2 separate regions of the Mus musculus genome follow, and region 2 is linked to region 1. The links are chromatin loops, found by intact Hi-C in ENCODE. Cell type or tissue: heart. All regions are shown on one strand.

The links. Peaks named below come from ENCODE experiments on the same cell type or tissue, not always from the same donor. Only the 100,000 strongest peaks of a DNase experiment are listed, where the experiment ranks them.
Region 2: it touches region 1 in a loop (2.7-fold over the local background); 5 of 42 quality-filtered maps call a loop at or near these places.

What each region holds. Positions count from the first base shown.
Region 1 is chr12:84,357,304-84,365,303 of GRCm38, forward strand. It overlaps Fam161b (family with sequence similarity 161, member B), which reads right to left and starts at 4,525. Exons shown (of 9, transcript NM_001358283.1): 1 at 4,389-4,525; 2 at 225-547. The coding sequence starts at 4,442. Coq6 (coenzyme Q6 monooxygenase) reads left to right here and starts at 4,665. Exons shown (of 12, transcript NM_172582.3): 1 at 4,665-4,934. The coding sequence starts at 4,748. In heart, no CTCF peak of the experiment used is centred here; a DNase peak (open chromatin) is centred at 4,668; H3K4me3 peaks cover 2,935 bases; H3K27ac peaks cover 1,241 bases.
Region 2 is chr12:84,443,104-84,451,103 of GRCm38, forward strand. It overlaps Aldh6a1 (aldehyde dehydrogenase family 6, subfamily A1), which reads right to left and starts at 7,921. Exons shown (of 12, transcript NM_134042.3): 1 at 7,786-7,921; 2 at 626-685. The coding sequence starts at 7,836. In heart, no CTCF peak of the experiment used is centred here; no DNase peak of the experiment used is centred here; H3K4me3 peaks cover 1,190 bases; H3K27ac peaks cover 934 bases; H3K27me3 peaks cover 253 bases.

The DNA.
Region 1 (8,000 bases):
GCTCTCCGTGGTGACTAGGCGTGAGCATGGTATGCATACCCACTGACATGAATATATTTAAAAGGAATCACACCGTGCAGCAGATCCGAGAACTAACGGGGCTGCGTCTTAGATAAGTGGTAACGTGCAGAGGTGGCCTTACAGAGGGAAAGGCAAGGCCCTGAGACATGGTATGACTGTTCTGGTGTGCTGGAGCATGGCAGCCACTGAGTGCAATGCCTTACCTAAGAGATGGAGGGTCCTGGACCTGTGGCTTCCCCCTGCTCTTGTCTTGGAAGAAGCTCTCCAAGTCTTCCTCATCCTCAGCGTCGTTCAGATCACTGTCTGGATCAGACTGGAAGAGAGACTCCAATACATCCCACCGGCCTCTCTGCTTCGGAACCTGTGGGGTTCTATAAAAGCTCCCCGTGGAGTCGGAAGTAGAATCTGTGTCCTCCTCCGGGCTGAGGAACTCATGGAGTTTGCCAGCTCTGGGCAAAACCAGCCCTTCTCCAAACTGCTCATCTTCTGGCTCAGTGTCTGAGGAGGACGACTTGGGAGGAAATATCTAAAAAAAAAACCAGACATCAGTGAGACTTAAACTCTAATTTCAAAGGTTCTCAAGACATGGCTCTAGCTTCACTTTGACTGCTTCGGTATATCAGGGACCAGGAAGGGGCAACAGAAAGTAAGATGCATTCTTCATTCAAAAGGCACTGAACAACACAGCGTGTGTATGTGCCTGGCTGTGCATAGCAAAGGCTGCAGAAGAGCTAAGGGCAGTTCTCTGCTCCATTCAGCACAGAAAGAGGACTCTGGGTACCTAACCTGACCCACACAGTATGCTTCCAGTGCTCCAGGAATCCTGCCCATGACCTGGCTACATTCTGCTCCCAGTTCACTTGAACTTTATATAATTCTTACCCTTCTTCCTTTTCTTATTTTCTCACTGACACCCTTACTTTTCTCATACTCTAACCAGTTTCCACACCATCGCCAGGAATGGATGATTAGTGGGGAGACGATGTATCTTGGAGAAAGAGCAGCATGGAAAGTGGAACTCCCAAATAGAGTTTAAAGGTTCTAAGGGCTACGAGTGAAGTGCAGTGGCCTTGCCTAGCGTGCTCAAGGGGATCAAACGTGGGCCTCATTTCCCAGCACTGTAAAGCAACAGCATTGTATTGGCTAGTTTTGTGTCAACTTGACACAGCTGGAGTTATCACAGAGAAAGAAGCTTCAGTTGAGGAAATGCCTCCATGAGATACAACTGTCAGGCATTTTCTCAATTAGTGATCAAGGGGGAAAGGCCCCTTGTGGGTTGGACCATCACTGGGCTGGTAGTCTTGGTTCTATAAGAGAGCAGGCTAAGCAAGCCTGGGGAGGCAAGCCAGTAAAGAACATCCCTCCATGGCTTCTGCATCAGCTCCTGCTTCCTGACCTGCTTCAGTTCCAGTCCTGACTTCCTTTGGTGATGAACAGCAGTATGGAAGTGTAAGCCAAATAAACCCTTTACTCCCCAACTTGCTTCTTGGTCATGATGTTTGCGCAGGAATAGAAACCCTGACTAAGACAAGCATCAAATTACATCCATCCATGTGTGCATACAAGATAACATGGGTTGGGTGCCTAGTGTGCCATTGTCTTAGATAAGAGTTTCTATTGCTGTGATGAAACACCATGACCAAAAAGCAAGTTGGGAAGAAAGGGTTTATTTGGCTCACACTTTCCACATTGCTGTTCATCAATGAAGGAAGTCGGGACAGGAACTCAAGCAGGGCAGGAACCTGGAGGCAGAAGCTGATGCAGAGCCCACAGAGGAGTGCTGCTTACTGGTTTTCTCCTCTGGCTTGTTTAGTCTGCCTTCTCAGAAACCAGGACTACCAGCCCAAGGATGGCCCCACCAACCATGGGCTGGGCCCTCTCCCATTGATCACTAACTGAGAAATGCTTTACACTTGGTTCTCATGGAGGCATTTCCTTAACTGAGGCTCTTTCCTCTGGGATGATCCTAGCCTGTGTCAGGTTGACACAAAACCAGCCTGTACAGTCATGAAGTCTGTTTTCCGGTGAGAGCAGAGGGAGAACACGGGAGGGTAACGTAAGGAAGTGTGCGCTTGGAAGGCTTGTCTGTGGCTACCCGTCAGAGGGCACTGGGAGGGCACCAATACTCAGGATTAAATGTATCAGTTTGTTGCACAACATCATGGAAAACTATAGCAAATGCACAGGGATGGACTAGGATCAGCATGTTCAGGCTGTTTTGAGAGGAGGGATAGGGAAGAGGGATCAACTCTTGACAGGTACTGTGATGAATGAGAATGGTCGAGAAAGGTAGAGAGCTGTGCAATATCTTAGGGCAAAGGTAAACAGCTGATAAGGATGCATAATCCTTTAGAAGACAGAACTGTTAGTAAGTCTGCAACTATGGTATGGACCCAGGAAAAGCACTGCCGCTTGGTGACCTTGCTCCTGCCCTTGGCTGTATCTGCTAGGCAGAGTACAGATGCTCTTTCACACATGATGCATCGTCTATATCCAGATAAGTCCATTCTAAGTCACAGTAGTTTAAGTAAAAACGTACTAATACATTAACCTACTGAGCAGGGCACTTAGAGAATAGCTATTGTTCACACTCCTGATTGTGCAACTCACTAGAAATAGCAAGTCCCTGGACACTGTGTCACCAAAGCAGAGAGTGTATCCTATTGCTATTTAAAGAAAGACTGAAATCTAGAGCTGGGAATTTAGCTCTGTGGAGAGCACTTACCTAGAATGCACAGGACCCTGGACTCAGTCCTCAGTACCATAAAAATAGAAAAATAAAAGTATGGAGTATTAGCCAGGCAGTGGTGGCGCATGCCTTTAATCCCAGAACTTGGGAGGCAGAGGTAGGCGGATTTCTGAGTTCGAGGCCAGCCTGGTCTACAGAGGGAGTTCCAGGACAGTCAGGGCTAAACAGAGAAACCCTGTCTCGAAAAAACAAAAAAAAAGTATGGAGTATTGTTTCTACTGAGCGCATGCTTGTCCATCATTATAGTGTGGAGAGCAATCTGAACCACTGAGGTTGGGGGTGTCTGACTTTGAGTGTTAGGGTGATTTTTATTGTCTCAGTTGAGTCTTGTAGTGATAGAGGGAAGGTGGTGTGGCTGGAGGACAGTGGCCTGAGATGTCCTTAGAGTGGTAGGTACAAGGCCACCAGTGGACTATTGATGATTAGTGGCAATTGGAGCAGTCCATCTGAGTTAGAGATAAGTGTGTGCTCTAACCCTAGCTCTGCTGCTGAAGAACATGTGATCTAGAGCAAAACTCTCTCCTTCCCCTGCCCCTCTCTCTCTGTTGTGACAGGGTCAAAGGGCGACCTTGAACTCCTTATCCTTCTGCTTTAGTAATTTGAGTTGTTGGGATTACAAGTTTGAGCCATAATGCTGGCTCTTTCGTTTTAAAAACAACTTTATTGAAACACAATGTCCATAGTGTACAAGTGAGCCATTCAAAGCGTACTCTCCTCCAGTTTCTAAAACAGCCAGGGTCATCTAGCAATCACAGTAGAAGTCAGACCATTTTCACCATTCCTCTAAAGCAGTGTCCTCAACTGTTCTAATGCATCGACCCTTTAATACAGTGTTTCATGTGGTGGTGAGCCCCAACCATAGTCATTTTCATTGTTAATACTGTAATTTTGCTACTGTTATGAATTGTAAGGTAAATATCTGATATGCAGGATGATCTTAGGTGAAACAGATTGAGAATCTCTGCTCTGAAGCACCAGTGTAGCATTTAATTGTCACTTATATCCCTTAACCCTCCCACATCTTCCTCTCAACCTGTCAGCCCTAGGCAACTACCAGCCTACTTTCTGTTTTCAGAGATTTCGGGGCAAATTGCTTAACCCATCTCTTTTCTTTTCTAGAAAATGGGTTTGAGAGGATACAACACATTAAACACATTCAGTTTAATGAATTTTAATATATTTGAAGAGCTGCGTTTCGGTGCGTTTTCCTTACTCTAAAACGACAACAAAAACCTTGGAAGCTTTTAGAAGTCTCTCCTCACCTCCTCAGCCCTTTTAGAAGTCTCTCCCTGTTTCTCCTCACCTCAGCCCCATGCAATGACGCGCCCCCTAGATTTGCCTTTTCTGGATAATCATATTAAGATAGAGATCGCTTTTAAGATTTTCAAGGTTAATTCGTGGTTTGTTATTAGTACGATTCCTGATATCAGAGCCTGGTACAAGACACAAAAGACCCACGTCCCCCAAGACTGGTTCTCTAAGTGCCCAAGCGCTGCCAATTTTAATTCTTCGCCCTTTGATGACACGCCCCTGACTCTGTCTCCACGGCAACGCTAAACAGTTTCCACTCTTGAGGATTCCTTGCTGAGGCATCCGACTTCCTCCTTTCTCCACTCACCTCACGGCTCCACTCGGCGCACTCAGGACCTCCCGCAGTCCTCCCCACAGTCATCTTCCTAACTAGAGAGAGAGAGAAGCAGAGGTGAAAGCAGCAGTGACAACCGTGACAGCGGCGCCGGCGGTTAGGTACTGCTAGCCACGCCCCTTCATGGCTTTAGCCTTGGATTGGCTTCCAGTCTTTAGTCTGTTCCGCCCAATGAGGCAAGAGCGTCTTCTGATTGGATAATTTTCTTCAACTATTTTATTTCCGGTTTTGAAGACAGGGCTAAAACCACACAAGGTTGACGACTGCCCCGGAAGCACTTTCCAGGACCTATCAGGGAGAAGTCCCGGGCGCGGGCGCAGGCAGGAGTCATTATGGCGGCCCGCATTGGCTCCATGGCAGGCTTGCTCTGCGTTCGCTGGTGGAGTTCCGCGCAGCTCGCAGCCAGAGGAGGCCCGCTAGTTGCCAGCCAGCGATGGGCGGGCTCCTCGGCAGACACCGTGTACGACGTGGTGGTGTCAGGAGGAGGCCTAGTGGGCTCTGCCATGGCTTGTGCCTTAGGTAGGTGCATCTCGACCGCGGGCTGGAGGATCTGGGCTGTGGAGGGACGGTACTCACAGTGGAGGTCGGGACGCTGTCCAGACACCTAACGTGCCTGACCTGGTGCTTTGCTCACTGTCCTTCCAGGGGAGTCCTCGGGAATGGCATGGGTTCTGCGGGATCACAAGTGGGCGGGCCTTTCTAAGTCAGTCTGACCCTTGAGAACTGTCCAGGATTGTTTATGAGCACCTCGAGAGGCATCGGGCTTTGTAGTATCGGATGGTAGATCGGATTGACCTCGAAATCACAGAGATCATCTTCCTCAGTCTTCTGAGTGCTGGGATTAAGGCCCGCGCCCCCACTCCTGGTCTTAAAGCTGCTTTATTAAGATAACATTCATCTAGTTATAAGTGCTCCCACTTAAAGCGTACAGTCCAATGAGTTTTTAGTATTTTTGCAGAGCTATTCAGTACCTACAATAAGTTTTATTACCGTTTCCTTACTTTATAAAAAACCAAAAAGCAAAAAAATAAAAAAAGACTTGGAATTCATTAGATGTCACTCTCCACACTTCTGCTCACCTTCTCAGCCCTACAGACTCTCCTACTTTCTGTCTATAGATTTACCTTTTCCGGATAGTTCTATGTAGTTGGAGATATACTCTGTTTTAAAGGTTAATCCAGGTTGGAGTCTGTATCAGACAGCTTTTGTTTTGAGAGCTGATGCCATCCTCAATTGTGTTGAAAGTATGCTTGGTTTTCACTTTTGGCCTGTAAAGGAATGATGCTAGTAGGGACATTCTGTGTGCAAACTTTGGTGTGAACAGTGTTGATCATCTCGAGGCTATTCTCTAGTGAAATCTCTGGGTTATGTGGCAATGCTGATGTTTTGAAGACCTGCCAGACTTTGAGAGAGTGCCCCAGTTTATGTTATCATTGACAGTAGATGAATGCTCAGGTTTCTCCTGACCCTGACAGCACTATCTGCTGCCTTTTTTCTTTGTCCTCTGAAGTTCGTAGGAAGTGGCTTGTGTTTATATTTCCCTAATGACCAATGGTGTGGAATATATTTACCAAGTGCTGGCATGATGTAGCACCGTTTCTGGGCCCTTCGAAACTTTAGCATTCACATTTTGGTGGCTCGCTCTTGTGTTAGGTTTGTGTGTATGTTTTCCTTTGTACTGCATCCTTCTCTCGCTCTTTTCTGAGCGTCACGGGGAAGGAAGACAGCAGCTCTTTTACTAACGTTCACACACAATTCTGTTTTGTTATTGTTTGCTTTTCTGTCTAGCAAAGTATTATATTTTAAAACTCAGGAGTGACTGTTAAAATCATGGTAGTAAAAAGCATGGTGTTTTTTGCAGGAGGATCAGAAGTTCAAAGCCATCCTTGGGTTACATAGAATGCAAAACTCCCAAAACAAACAAAAATATGTGACTAAGGTATTTCCAATAGTCTTTTTGTTTGTTTGTTTGTTTAAAATAAGGTGCTGTGTAATCTTTGCTGGTGTGGACCTTTAACTGATCCCGCTGTCTCTGCCTCCCAAATGCTGGGCTCCCAAGCACAGGCTGTTACTCCCGAGTTATAAAGGCGCTTACTGACTTTCCCCCTTCAGTCCCCTGTTTTCCATAATTCTTCCTAAAACTCACAACTAATTGTTGTTTTAGGCTTGAGTTTCCCTCTGACATTTGAGTTTGGGAACAGTTCCCTGCATAATTGCACAGTTGCATTCTTAATCCATTCTTGTCATATTCTTTGGGTTTTATTCTGAGACTCCTCCTCCTCCTTGAGCCCCTGGGTAGCCATACAAGTGTGCACCACTACGCCTGGGCTTCTCACTTGATTTCTAGGTGGTTTTTTTCTCATTTCAAAAACAGTTACATTAAATAGCTAAGAAATAAAACACATCACCTGGGTGTATTTTATAATGTACTTGGAAATCTAATTGTTTTCCTTTTAGTTTTATCTTACCCAACAAACATACAGTGCCTACTTTATGGGTCCGCAGCTGGAAATTATATTCTAAGGGAAGAATGTAGGGAATGTGGAACCTGGAAAAGGACACAGATAACCAGGGGGGGAGGAAGCATGACAGGAAAGCTCCCTCGTAGAGGGACCAGCAGCTGGTATGTGCTGGAGGACAAAGTGCCTGCTGTGGAGGACACACCCAGGAAGCGAGGCCAGATCACAGGGATTGATCAATCATAGAGCACTACCACCTTCAGAGCAAGGGGCAGGGTGATGGGGGACTAGGAGACCATGATTTTGAGCAAGCATGTCTGGGTCCCTCCTTCCTCTTACTACCCAGCAAGAGGGATCAGCGCCGTTGGGTTGACTGCTGCTCACTGCCTGCTCCATGGCAGCCATTTTGGTTTTTATCCACTCGTGTGCCTGTCGTAATGATGCCTATTCACTACCAGTGCGCAGGGATAGTGCCTGCAGGCACGTGTGGAATTTATGGATGACACCTGTCGCTCTATCATCTAAAATGCAAAGGCCCATTGCTGACCCTATTGGAGTCAGAAAGGGAGGCTCGGAGGTTGTAGTAACCTTGCTGCTGGGTCCTAGATAGCCACTGGTTGGCCTGTGGGATGGCCTGCGACTGTTAATAAGGCAGTTGTGGGTTTTTTTTTTGTTTTTTTGTTTTTGTTTTTTTTTCTGGTTTTTCGAGACAGGGTTTCTCTGTGTAGGTCTGGCTGTCCTGGAACTCACTTTGTAGACCAGTCTGGCCTCGAACTCAGAAATCCGCCTGCCTCTGCCTCCCGAGTGCTGGGATTAAAGGCGTGTGCCACCACGCCCGGCTGCGTTTGTGTTTTTAAAGGCATGTACCATGTGGCCGGCTTGATTTTCTTTGTGTCTGTGTACATTATGTGCACATGAGTGCAGTGTCGAAGGACGTCAGAAAACGGCGTTGGGTCCACAGGCTGGAGTTAGAGTTGGGAGCCTCTGGCCGTGGGTGATGGATGGCCTTGCTGCCCTCTGCAAGAGCAGTCCATGCTCTTTACTTGTGAGCTCCTCCTCCCCATACTGTAAAGTGAAAAAAACAAAAAAAAACAAAACCTATTTCCTAATGATGCCACATTGCTTC
Region 2 (8,000 bases), 86 kb after region 1:
ACTCAGGGCTGAGTTAATTGTTATCTGAATACTTTTTCCCCCAAATGTACTTTATTTAAATATTTAAATATGACTACAGTAAAATGATCTGGGCCAGACTTTATAAGTCTTGGCATAGTGCTGGTTACAAGAAAGTCAGACTGAGTCAAGTTTCATTCTTACCTCCTTCTGATGGGCTTTTTCCCTGTCAGCTGTAAAGCCTGCAGGGGAATCGACACAGTGGCACACATCTGTTTATCTGTTGAGCATTTGCACAGGTAGGAGTTGAAGGCTAGCCTGATCTACATGAGTTAAGACATGCCAGGGCTACCTAATGAGACCTATTTTTAAAAACACAAAACAAGGGGCTGGAGAGATGTCTCCGTGGTTAAGAGCACCGGGAGCTCTTCCAGAGGACCCAGGTTCAATTCCCAGTACCCACGCACAAACACCTGTAACCAGCTCCAGGACACCCTCTCCTGGCCTCTGCAGGACATGCAGGTAAAACACCAATAAACACATAAAATAGAAATTTAAATTAAAAAAACAACCCACAAAACTAAAAGTCACATTTTGATCACAATCAGCTTGAAAATTACACTGGATTCTTTCTCAGAAGTCCATCTTTATCTCCTAAGTTACTTACCACTGATGAGGAAGAGAAGGAGGATGCTGGATACCATGTGGCATTTACCTTAGAAGAAACCTATGGGGTTAAAAAGTATCTGATAAATGTCTGATGCAGTGGTACACACTTTCAATCCCAGCACTCAGGACACAGACAGGCGGTCTCTGTGACTTGGAGATAAGCTTGGTCTGCATTGTGAGTCTCAGGCCAGCTATGGCTAATATACCAAGACCCTATTTCTTTCTTTTTGTTTTTCTTTTTAAGGTTAATTTATTTTTTTATGTTATGTATACGAGTACATTGTAGCTGTCTTCAGATATAACAAAAGAGGGCATTGGATTCCATATAGATGGTTATGAGCCACCATATGGTTGCTGGAAACTGAACTCAGGACCTCTGGAAGAGCAGTCAATGCTCTTAAACACTGAGCTATCTCTTCAGCTCCAAGACTCTATTTCAACAAAACACAATTTGATAAATAAGCCTAGAAAGTATATAAAACTTGACAAATGGCTGTTATAATGCTCAATATCATATAGCTACTGTGATTGCAGAAAGGATTTAGTATTTGGTTTCAAGGACCATATAATTTTGTTTTGAGACAGTCTCCCTCTATAGCCCTGGCTTTCCTGGAACTGTAGCTGAAGCTGGCCTTGAACCCAATGATTCCCTTCTAGCCTCCTAAGTATAGGAGTATAAGCATAAGCCACCATGCAATGCTTAGGGCCATATGCCTTTTTATTTATTTATTTATTTAGAGACAGGTGTCTCTCAAGAAAGTCCTGGATGTTCTGGAACTCAATATATAGACCGTGCTGGCTTTCAACTCACAAAGATCCTCTTGCCTCTGCCTTGGGAATAAAGGAGTGTGCCACCATTCCTGGCATTTTTTTTTAATGAAGTTTAGTTGTAGGTAGAAATACTGAGACTGGATCTCCCTGTCCCTTCCCATTATCCCCCAGGTGTTAAGGATCAAACCAAGGGTCTTATGTATGCCAGCAAGCATTCCATCACTGAGCTACACCCCAGCTTTCGCTGAATAGTCTTTATTTAAAAGAAAAAGACAAGGCCAGGTGCCATGGCACAGGCCTTTAATTCTAACCCATTGGTAGGTGGAGGCAGGCAGACTTCTGTGAATTCAAGACCACTCTGGTCTAAAAAGTGAGTCCCAGGTCAGCCAGAGCTATTTATGAGACCCTGTTTCATAAAAAGGGTTGGGGTGGATAGGTCACCACAAACTCAAGGCTAGCCTGGGAGTCTACACAGTGAAGGCCCCAGACACAGAAAGTTATAGAAACGATAAATCATGAAGATCAAGTCCTAGCTTTCCAAGGAAGTCTTAATTTAAGGAACCTTTTGTATCATATTTTGCAAAAAACAGTCACTACAAATCTAAAAGTACTTAGTATAATATCTAAAGAAAGTGTTGAAGACAGTATAAATCAATATAAATATAATAAACCATAAATAACATTGTCTCTACTCAATGTAACTACAGATTAAATAGCAATAAAATACAAGTATATGCTCACACATACTTGAATACAAATGTTCATAGCGCCTTTATTTTCATTTGCCCCAAACTTGGTAGTGACTCAACTGTCCACCATTAGTTAATATAATCAAGGTGCAGATGTGTGAAAATATCACAATGGGACCGATTTTTATAGAATATGTTAGTAACATTTTAATAATGCAGCAGATGAGGGTGGAGATGCAGCAGATGAGGGTGGAGATCCTTCAGGAAGCTGAGCCTCACTTACTCCAGGCCAGTCTCAGGCACCAAGTGAGACTCTGTTCCAAGGGTGAAAAACAGCGAGCTGAAACACTAGATGATTCATCCATATAAAGCTAGGGATCCCAGCTCATCTCTAACATCATCAGATTTGTCGGCACCCTTGGCTGAAAGGGACAGCAGTTAGGAGAGCTAAGAGGGTTCTTTTTGGAGTAGTGGATATTTTTATTATCTTGTGATACTTTCACAGGCAGTATGTCTTACCAAATGGAATATAAACATCTTATTTTGGGTCAATTTCACTTTATAAGGCTATTTTTAAAACGGTACAGGTACCTCATGGCAGACGAACATGTTATTTTGTAGGATAAAAAAAAATCAGGGAGTGGAGGGAGGCTCAATTATAATAATGTTAAATCTCACACTGTATTTCTAAAACAAAAATGTTCAACGTATTACAAAAGTTGACTTGAGAAATATCCCAGTAAAAGATGTAAAGGGGTGCTGGGCTGATGGTTTCTATGGCAGCTGGTCACTCTCGCCTCCTGAGAAGGTGATTTATCACAGTGCTCCCCTGGGCTATTGTCCACTTTCACCAACAGAGTGCTTCACTTCTATGTATACTATGAGTGTCTCCCTTGAGTTCTTTCGATGGCGATCAACAAGGAAGGACCAGGGAGCTGGGGAGAGCAACACAAAGTCCCTGTGAGCTCTGGGTTCTCACCCTCACCCTGAGATCTTCGATGCTGCCACCTGAGTTCCTTCTCTCAACTATCTGCACTTGCTTAACTCCCAACAGCTCTTTGATCTACTCCAACCTTCATGAGTAAGTTCTAACCTTCATGACTGCTCCTAAGTCCTCCTTAGACTGGACCACACAGCAGAGGGGACTGGCTAATTACTCTCCGTCCCTGAAGTCCTTTCAGTTGTCTCTCATGATGCCCTGCTGTCTTCTTCACCTCACCCTCCCTCCTTTTTTTCTTTGTAGCCCCTCCTTATCTCTTTTGCTGGCTCATTCTCCTCTTCTGGCCATCAACTCCACTGCCCAAGGCTTAGTCCCAGGATTTTCTTCTCATTCTTTTCATTCTCTTTAAGTGATCCCAGCAATTGCAGTGGACTGCAATTGGATCCTGCTGATGCCCAGGTCTGCAGTCCTCACTCAGTCTTCCTCTTCAGGTAATACCCATATAACTATTTTCACACCTCTACTTGGGATCATGCTCTCCTCCCATCTGTCGGCTTTACTTCCTAGAGCCCACCCACCTGCGCAATGGTCTTTAGTTACCTGGCTGACCAAGGCACATTCTGAAAGTCACCTCATCATCTCCCTTTTGCTTCTCAGTAAACCAAACATGTCTTGGCACAAGTCACATCTATCTTCCTACAAGTCTCTGAACACACTGTCCTCTCCTCTCGCCACCCTGTCCTTTTTCAAGCCCGATAACCATCTCTGTCTCTTCTTTAGAATTCAATAATGGCTTTCCAACAAAACTCATAGTTTCTAACCTAATATGATCTGAATCTAGTTTCTATTCTTCAAATGGAAATAAATAGGGTCTTTCTAAGAGGAATTAGGCAAAACATTAACAAATTCTCAGTCTATTCAAGGATGCATATTATTCCCATTTGTAGAACCCTTCCATGCAGGGAGTGCACCTCAGCCTTAAAGTAGCCCGTGTTTATAAGGGCCAGGGTTCCTTAGCAACTCAACATAAAACAGCAACAAACCCTCTGATGGCTTTCTATTGCCCTTGCAGTTAAGATTAATGCCCCTGGTGTTCAGTGTACTTTTGCTTCTTAAACTTCACAGTTTGCTCGCTACTTCATCCTTGCTCTCTGTCCCAACCATCCTGGAGCTAGACATTACACAGTTTTGTCCCAAGGGTAGCCCAAGACTTCTGGACATGTTTTATCTTCTTTGTTGTACATATGCTGACCCATTCTGCTGGTTTCATTCCACTTACCTGGCTCATTCTTAACTCTCTCTGGAACTCTCAACCCCCAGATATGGGATAAACACCTAACTGTGCAGTTCACTGAGCACCCAAATGCCTCCATTTTTCATTCCACATTCTAGGATAATAGCTTGCTTAATTATTAAGTGTCTCTTCAGGTCAGGAGACCATTGTGTTCTCTGCCCCTAGCATAATTGCTTGAACAGACTGAGGACTTGTTAATGTTTTGCAGAATCAAGGGATGAATAGTCATCAAGCAGTAATTTGTTACTAATATTGTTTGTGTTCTCCCTTAAGAATAGAAAGTGTACAGATCAGGTCATTTCAGCATTCCAAATCAGTTGAGTTTCGTGCTTTCACTTGTACACTGGTAGACAGTGTACCCAATAAAATGAAATAGGACCTTGTAGCTTTCACAGAGTTAGACCTCATATGTTTTGCTCACTAGCACAATTCTTGAATAAACTAGTCTATGACTTTCACTGTCTAGGGTAGTGGTTCTCAACCTTCCTAATGCTACAACCCTTTAATTCCTCATATTGTGGTGACTCCCCCCCCCCAACCATAAAGTTATTTTCGTTGCTACTTCATAACTATGATTTTGCTACAGTTATGAATCATAGTGCAAATATCTGACATGCAGGATATCTGATATGAAGGGTTGCTCAAGCCTGAGGGGTCTCCTCGACTCAAGGATCGAGAACCACTGCTCTAGATATTAATTTCCTACCTGCCGTTTCCTTTGTCTTCTCTCCTTGGCTAATGACTTGATAGCCTCGAAACAAACCCAGAATTATCCCCTTTGAGAAGCTTGTGGCGAATTGGACAGGTTGAGTGTGGGACTCTTCCCTTCGTCCCTTCAGTACCCTCGGCACCCCCAATTGTCCAGCGCTTTCATTGCATTATAGTTGTGAATGTGAAAAGTCTAGGATGGGGCAAAGGAGGAAGGAAAAGCCTGCCAAGATCTAAGTCCTAAACTCTCCGCTTCATCAATTACTAACTAGGTGACCTGAAGTGCCAGCCAATTCACTTCACCACATTTTAAAATTCTAATCTTCACAGAGAATCTTAAAACTAGATAGAGTTAGGGCTAAATTCACAGATTTGCTCTGCATCGTGGAGGCAGGACACTGGGTCTCTTTAAAACTGGTTGTCATATCTCTGAATGGGAAAGATAATATCACACAAAACAGAGGGGCGAGGGCTAGGTTAAATTCTTCTAATTCCAAAACAGAAAAGATAGGCTGAACACTTAAAATAACTGAGAACTCACCGATTACTTTGTATGCTGCCCTAAAAAATAAAATTTAAAAACTCTGAAATATAATTTGATCCTTCTTAGTTTCTTCTGTTAGTTCCTTTAAGATTCGCGGCTGTCAGAATGTACAACATGTTCTCTTTTCTGTGTAGCTCCTCCCCCCCCCGCCCCCCTGTGTGTGTGTGTGTGTGTGTGTGTGTGTGTGTGTTAGTAAGTTATCCAGGTGTTTTGTTGTCGTTGATTTTGTTAAGGTTTTTTTGTTTTTTTGTTTTTTTTTTAGTTTTTGTGTATATATGATTGTATGCAATATGCATACAGATGCCCTTGGGGACCAGAAGGCATAAGAACCCCTAATGCTGGAGTTAGAGACAGTTGTGAGCTACCTAGTGTGGGTGCTGGGAACTGAACACCAGCCCTCTGAAGAGGAGTTAGCGCTCCTGACCTTCCAGCTACCTCTCTAGCTCTGCATTTGATTTTAGAAAGCATTTTTGTTGAGGTTTTGTTTTGTTTTGTAACCATTGACTGATTACTAGGTTTCATTGAAGTGTCTTCAGGCATGTCAGTATACAATGTTGCCTTTCATCCTCTTATTTAACTGCTCTCCTCATTTCCTCTCCTGCTCTCTGGAGGGTTCCCTTCTCAGGCTGGTTGTGAAGGTCTCAAGAGATTTTCCTGCCTGTGTTTCTCCAAAAACTAGGCCTGCATACATGTACCATATGATCACATAGATTAGCCTTTATCAAAGTGTCAGATTACAGTAACTAATTGTTTAAGAACTATTTCTGGTCTTTTTCCAAGTCAGTTCAGAGGTTTCTACAATTTGGTTTTTAGAAAGAAAAAAAAAGTATTTCTTCCAAAAAAGGAGAAATTCTGCTTTTATGCAAAAGACAAAATACCTCAGGATTTTCATTGACTCATGGTGATGGGGTAATGACGAGAGGGGAGAGATTTTTTTTTTATATATATAAAGGATTTTAAGAGGTTGGGAATAGAAAACCTAGAGAGGAAATGCTCTATCTGTTACTAGGAAAAGATACCAGAACAGAAGTAGGGGAGTGAGGTCACGCCAACCTCCAAAGACCTCCAGCTCATTCTCTACACTGTCCCATTAAATGACATTCAAACCTGACCCTTTGGGGACTCCACCAAGAATCAAACACATGCACACATTTCTGCAGTAGATCTCCTAAAAACCTGATGAGTAGAAAGAAATTAAAGTTTATATAAAAGTGCAACAGGAGACATTCCTAGGCTGGATGAGTAAGAGATAGTGTCGCTTAATACTGGATTATGAATCTTGCCAGGAACAGAGCAAGTCTTGCCTCAGATTCTAAGTCCATGCTAAGATGCAAACACAGGGAAAAGCTATAATCAAAGCTGGGGATCGCCGGCATACAGCTTCTGGAACTCTACAACTTCCCTTGCGCGGCGTCCGTGGGGTTCCAACTGCAGCCTAGAAGAGGATATGTCGGCACTTGAGAACTGATTTTCGGAAGGTGTCTTCCTAGGCTCTTATTTTCTACCACCTGTCTGGGGGAATGTTTAGTCTTTTGAATGAAGCAGTATTAGCAAAACCACATGCCCTTATTTACCTCCAAAAGTTTAACTTCGCTGAGAAAGTTTAACTTGGCCCAGGGCTTGGGAAAAACACTAAAAGCCAGAATGTTTGTGAAAACTAACAAATGGCTGCCTTTTTGATATGAAAACCTAGGGTACATGTCTAGGAGATTCAAAGTTCCTTCTCTGATCTTAGTTCCATGTCCTTAATGAGCTCCCATCCCCTCTTGCCTCACATAGAGGCTGGATGGGGGGAAGGGACGCTCCTGGCAAAGGAAAGTACTCTATGTACAGCGACCAAAAGGAGGAGTTTCTGGGGCACAGAGGTGGCTGGTACAGAGGTGAAAGAGAGACCGTGGGAGGAACCAAAAAAGAGAAAGCAAGCCAGCATGTGACAGCAAGGACTGAGCTGGACTGGAGGTGGGTGGGTCAAAGCTAAAAAAGAAAAGGCTCAGGAGTAAAGGGGAGTGGGGAGCAGGCGTGACCGTCCGGGGCTGAATCTCGGGGCCAGGCGGTACAGAGTGACAGCCCTGACGCACGGGTCTGGTGGAACACAAGGGGCTGCAAAGAAGGGGCTGGGCCAAGAAGTCTGTCCGGCAGAAGCATGGTTTAGAGACGGGGCGGAAAGGACCCATTTCTAACATCATGGTCCCTCGTCGCCACCCTCACTCGCCTGCAGGATCCGGGACCGCATTGCTGCCGCTGCCGCCACTGCCGCCGCCATGGCTCACCGACTCTGCCCAGCTCGCCTGCGTCTCGGCTGCCAGTGCCTCCCTTGAAGCAACACCGTTAAGCCACGCCCAGAACACGACCGAGCCTCTCCATTGGAGGGAAGGGCCACTTCCTATAACCAATCACTTGTCGGAATCTTTGACTCCACCCATCATT